Linked DNA regions of Homo sapiens: region 1 is linked to region 2. Evidence: chromatin loops called from intact Hi-C (ENCODE). Cell type or tissue: sigmoid colon. All regions are shown on one strand. Links, peaks and the distances in the headings refer to the core of each region. The heading gives the core; the rest is flanking DNA.

Region 1 (2,822 bases), core at 323-2,822, 170 kb before region 2:
GAGTCAAGGTAGACTTTGACTTATCTCTACTATTTGAATTTTTCATAGTGAGAATATATTTGTATGTTATTTATATAATTAAAATATCTTTAAAAAATAAGTTTAGTTGAGAGACAAAAATAATTAATGTCACGTTCTCAATTCTATATCAAGGCTGGAAATAAGAGAAAAATCCCAATTCTCAGTAAGATTGCACACATTTTAATGAAACAACAAAAGGAGAGACAGGAAGCATTCCTAGAGGTCTCTGGTGAAGAAACCTTCATATTCTTATGAAGGAATGACTCATGGATGACTCATGGTCTGTAGCTCCTTCCCCAGTCACTCCCAATTCTTGACTAAAAATATTTGCATTTCTTCCTAGTGCCATCTTCCTCCCACTCTATGCAGTGCCAGCTTGTGCCACTACCATTTTGTGACCTCCCCTTTCTGCTGCTGACCTGATGTTTATGGGAGATCAATTTTCATTCTCATCCATCACTACCAGTATGTCAGTCACTGTGCCTTCCCAGTCCCTAGCCACTTCTAAAGGAACTAGGTGCACCCACAACTTTCCTGGGGTGACTAAACCTGGCTGGACCCCTAACTCAGGGCAGCCCAGACCTCTAGGCTTGTTAGAAGCCCATGAGATATTCCAGCATGAAAAGCCTTTCCAAACAAGGTAAAGCTGGCTTCAGCAGTCTAATTCTCAGGAACTAGAATTAAGAAACACTGAGAAAATGGAGCAGTATATACTGAGAGTTGTTGAGATACTGCAAAAGAAAGAAGCCTTGAAGAAGAGTGGAGACCATGAGGGGTCATAAGTCACTTAAAGTAGAGAGGGAGCACAATCAAGGGGCGGATAGGCGTTAAGAGAAAGATTGTGAGAAAAAGGTGGGAAAGCCAGTCAATGATGAAAGAGAACCAGAGATGCCCCAAAAAACAAACTTGCAGAGGGTCAGTGGGTCATGTTAATGGTGAGTGGCCTTCCAGAAGACCCAGAAGATCCCACACTCGCACTCCCAGAATTGTCTTGGCATCTAAACAACTTTCTCATTCGTCGCCTTGAGACCTGGCTCTGACAACATTCCTACCCTTTCTGAAAGCTGGTGGTTCTGCTTTTCCTGGGTTTCCTGAGACTTTGTCATGAGCCTGAGATCACTGGCTCCTCTTTTCTAAAGGAATGGACATAGCACATTCTTCATTACTTGAGGTGACCTAAGTCTTATTCTTAAAACCAAGAGAACCTAATTCAAATGGTCAGTCCTCTTACTACAAAAGGCAGAATGGAAACAGCTGAGCAGAGTGGGAAAGCTGTGGCCTTCAAAGCAGACTGGTCTGAGTTTCAATCCAGAACCTGCCAAATGTGAGCTGTGAGACTTTTTGGGCAAGTTATCTAACTATAACACTTCTAAGAGTCGTCCTTTTTATCTTTAAATGGCTCCAGTTCAGAATGGCAGAGTGATCCAACAATGGTTTATATAAGCTGCTGGCCTGATGCCTGACACAGACTTAACACTCAATACAAGTTCATACCTTTCCTTCTTCTCTCTGGATACTTCCTGTCTTGCACAATAAAGCCCAAACTACCCCACCCCTCCAGTGGCAGTAGCTATGGTTAAAATTGTCTGCTTCCTGTCTCACTGGGTTCTGCTGTTTTGTGTTCACACACTTCAAGAGTGAAACTCAATCTGTTCAAAGCTGTAAACATGAACTTTGGGTCAGAGTTCGGTCCCCTTTCATTTAGTATCTACCAAAAGTTAATTAGAAGCACCATAATGCAATCAGTTTTTCAGGGCAGGGTGGTGGTGGGGATTACTTTCTTCATATCTACACTCATTCAGCCTGCCATCAACAAACATTTATTGAGTCACCATTGTGTGTAAAGGTACTATAAAGATAGAAGGATCACAGCATTACACACAACGAAATTGAGGTACACAGTGACCCACAGTAAGTTTATTTCCGGTTTCATTTATTTAAGATTTGCAAATGTGTGTTGTATATTTGAACAATGTAGTAAACATTGTGTGGTAGTGCTTAACTCTATTAACCAGATCTTAACTAGGATTAACTAGGATTTCATCTAAAAGTCTCTTGCAGGCCGGGTATGGTGGCTCACGCCTATAATTCCAGCACTTTGGGAGGCCGAGGCTGGTGGGGTCACTTGAGCCCAGGAGTTTGTGACCAGCCTGGGCAGCCTGACGAAACCCTGTGTCTACTAAAAATACAAAAATTAGCTGGGCATTGTCATGCACACCTATAGTCCCAGCTACTCAGGAGATGGAGGTGGAGGTTGCAGTAAGCCGAGACTGCATCACTGCACTTAAGCCTAAGTGACACAATTAGACTCTGTCTCCAAAAAAAAAAAAAAGTCTCCTGCGTATTGCCATAATGTCTTGCTCCTAGACAGGGCTCATTAAATATCGGTAGGTGAATGACTTAATACCTGTTTCAGATGCTTCAGGAATTAGCAAACATCTGTAACTCTTGCTGAGCTAAACCGGAGTATCATGTAGAAAAATATATAGTAGTAGTATAATTATAGTGGTATTAGATTATCCTAAAATCATAAATTTAAGAGGCATCCAAACACATGTTCTTCCTGAGAAACTAATTCTGCCTATTTTCCCTGCTTGGAGCTTTTTTACCTGCAAGTCTACAGACTATAATTTTTGAAAATAGATCCATATAAATCTTTCTGGAACTATTTATGTAAATGCTTTATTTTCCAGTAATCTCAGAGAATTGGCTTTCTGTACCCTGCTAATCTCCTTCTCTCAAAACAAACCAAACAAAAAGAAAACATGCTCCAGGAAACTGAGCATTCTCTATGATCTAAT
Region 2 (2,822 bases), core at 76-2,575:
CTTGCCTGGGTGATAATGAAAATGATAATATAATTAACACATTACAGAGCTCTTACCATGTGGTAGACACTGTTGTAAGTATTGTCACTCATTCATGTTTTTAATGCTCATAACATTTCAATACAATGGTTACCATTATCATTCCAGTTATATAATTGAGAAAACTTTTAGTGTCAAAAGGTTAGCTGCTTTGCCCCAAGTCACACAGCTACTAAGTGTCAGAGTACAGCCCAATAACTAAGGTTTTCATTTTGTTTTGTTTCAATTTAGAGGAAGAGCCTTCGCCAAACCTTTTCTACCATGAAGCCAGGGGAGAAAAACTCACATATTTGTAGGAGGCAGAGTCTTCAACACTCCCCTGACTTTTCCTCTTATGGCATCCTCTGGGATCTTAGGGCCTCTCATTACCTGAAATGTGAAAATGGCATGTTTAATTATTCATTTTCCATCACCCCTAATGAGGGGATTAACTGTCTAGTGAAACAAAAGGAAATAGTCTGACCTTCAGGCTGCATGGATGTGATAATCACTAAAACCTCAAGTCAGTTTAAGCAGACAAATGAAAGGATTTTACTCATCTGGATGCACAGGGGCCATCGGGGTCACTAATTAAAGTCACATAATGGAGCAATGACAATGAGAAAATAAACGTGCTAAAAATTATGTTTCCTTAATTATGTGCACAGGTGCTCTACAGGAGTTTCCAAAGCTCCTTTAACTTACCTGATGTCTTACGGCTTTGAGCTTGGGTGGAGAAAGGGTAACAGGGCTGTGGCTTGCCGGGAAGACAGAGGAGGAGAGTCTGTGGGCATGGGGCAGGAGTCAATTCTGTCTCAGGTATGGAAGAGCATGAGGAAAGTAGAGGCTAACTTAGAGATCTATTAGTCACAACCTCAAGAACAACCGGTTCATTTTTCATTACTTGGTTGATTGGTTTGACCAAACGTTACTGTGGGAATGATTCGTGAACTATTCTGCTACATGGCATGTAAACACAGCCTTCTAATCTAGACCTTTGCTATTAAAATGGTCATAAATAGCTGCGAATTACTACTGTTGTGCAACTCGTGACTTCATCATGGCTTCTGGCAGTGCAGATGGGAGCCACATTCCAGGCCCTGCTGCAGTGCGCATCTTTCCCGTAACATTTAATGAGCACAGGGTGATTGGTGCTGCACAGATGACAAAATGGCATCCTCCTTGCCCTGTTCTCTTCCAAGATAAGACATTTTTAAAAGGCCATAAAGCCTTGAAAGTCTCCCCACACAGATATTGCGTGACCTATAAATATGCATCTGCTCAAAATATGGCAAAATGCATCACTATTAATAACTCCAAAGAGTCATGGAGATTCAGACAGTCCAATTCCTCTGCCAAAAGTTCAGAATGTTTGCTTAGTGCTTTGATTTTTTTTTTAAAACTCTGTTCTTGGTTTGCTTCAGTACATTTTCTATTTAGATACTCCACCGAGTATGTGTCAAACTTTATCTGTGCCCTTACTTGGACATAAGAGAGCATACAAGACAGGAATGGAAGGCCTTTAACGTTATTGGGGTTTTAAAAATTGTGCTTGCTTCACAAATATTTTCCATTTCTCTCTACCATAGCAACCATTACCTTCACCATATATGCAAAAATGGCTAAAGGAAAAGTGAGGAAACTCTTCTACGTTACTTATACTGATAATTATATTGTATTATTACCTATTTCTTGAACAATAACTGTTTCTAGGCACGGTGCTCCTATACGTCATTGCTAAGCCTCAATGTTGAGTTAATAATCAATCCTATAAAGTGGGTGTTATTACCATTTCACACACCAAGACTCAGCAATTAAGTAACTGGCCCATTGGACACACAAGCGACTCTCAGGACTGTAACTCAAACCCAAGGAAGGCTCTTTAGCTTGTGCCATATGAAACTACCAGTGGTAAATCATTCCTGACCAAAAATGGCAGTTTTATGGCTCAACCTAATAGCAAAATGTGTTGCCCTGGAAGGAAATCTAGACTCTCTTCCTGATGTCACAAAGACCCTTTGCAGACTGACATCATGTTGCAGGGAAAACTGTATAACACAGTACTGGGGTAGAGGGATAGGCGAATGGGAATGTAGTTTATTATCTTTGCAGCAATTATTGATATTATTACAAGTAAAGACATGATGTGAAACTGCAAAAAAGTAGCAAAGCCTGACAATATGTCTACATTTTTGGATATCTGAAATATATTTACATTTTTAATACACTTACTTTTTTGGATACATTGTATCTGAAAGTTTCCACATGTAATCATGCTCACCAGACTTTTCTAAGGGTTGAAATGACTTCTAGTATTTAAAAGCTAATGATGTTAAGATATAATTTTGGTAGGCCATGTGTTTTAATGAACAGGTAGTTGATGAGTCTATAACATGGATGTATTAAAAGGATAATTTGGTAAAAGCAATTTAGTTTCTTGGGAACTACTTGGGAGTCAATAGATAGAAGCTATTGTTTAGGACAAATGATTTCTCTGAGTTCTCTCTTAGAAATAATGCATAATAAATTCAAATCTTCCCCCTCCTTTTTTTTTTTGAGATGGAGTTTTGCTCTTGTTGCCCAGGCTGGAGTGCAATGGTGCCATCTCGGCTCACTGCAACCTCCGCCTCCTGGGTTCAAATGACACTCCTGCCTCAGCTTCCCCGGTAGCTGGGATTACAGGCATGCACCACCACGCCCAGCTAATTTTGTATTTTTAGTTGAGAAGGGGTTTCTCCCTGTTAATCAGGCTGGCCTCGAGCTCCCAATCTCAACTGATCCGGCCGTCTCAGCCTCCCAAAGTG

The links. A loop is a pair of places that touch in the nucleus more often than their neighbours do. Peaks named below come from ENCODE experiments on the same cell type or tissue, not always from the same donor. Only the 100,000 strongest peaks of a DNase experiment are listed, where the experiment ranks them.
Region 1: a loop joins it to region 2, with 1.9 times the contacts of the local background. A loop is called at or near these places in 3 of 110 quality-filtered maps.

What each region holds. Positions count from the first base shown.
Region 1 is chr12:47,275,749-47,278,570 of GRCh38, reverse strand. No RefSeq gene overlaps it. Among named protein-coding and RNA genes, the nearest start is that of PCED1B-AS1, 61 kb to the right of the region's middle. In sigmoid colon, for the core only: no CTCF peak of the experiment used is centred there; a DNase peak (open chromatin) is centred at 1,500; H3K27ac peaks cover 2,020 bases.
Region 2 is chr12:47,101,699-47,104,520 of GRCh38, reverse strand. PCED1B (PC-esterase domain containing 1B) reads right to left here. Exons shown (of 4, transcript NM_138371.3): 2 at 326-408. Among named protein-coding and RNA genes, the nearest start is that of AMIGO2, 23 kb to the right of the region's middle. In sigmoid colon, for the core only: no CTCF peak of the experiment used is centred there; a DNase peak (open chromatin) is centred at 1,130.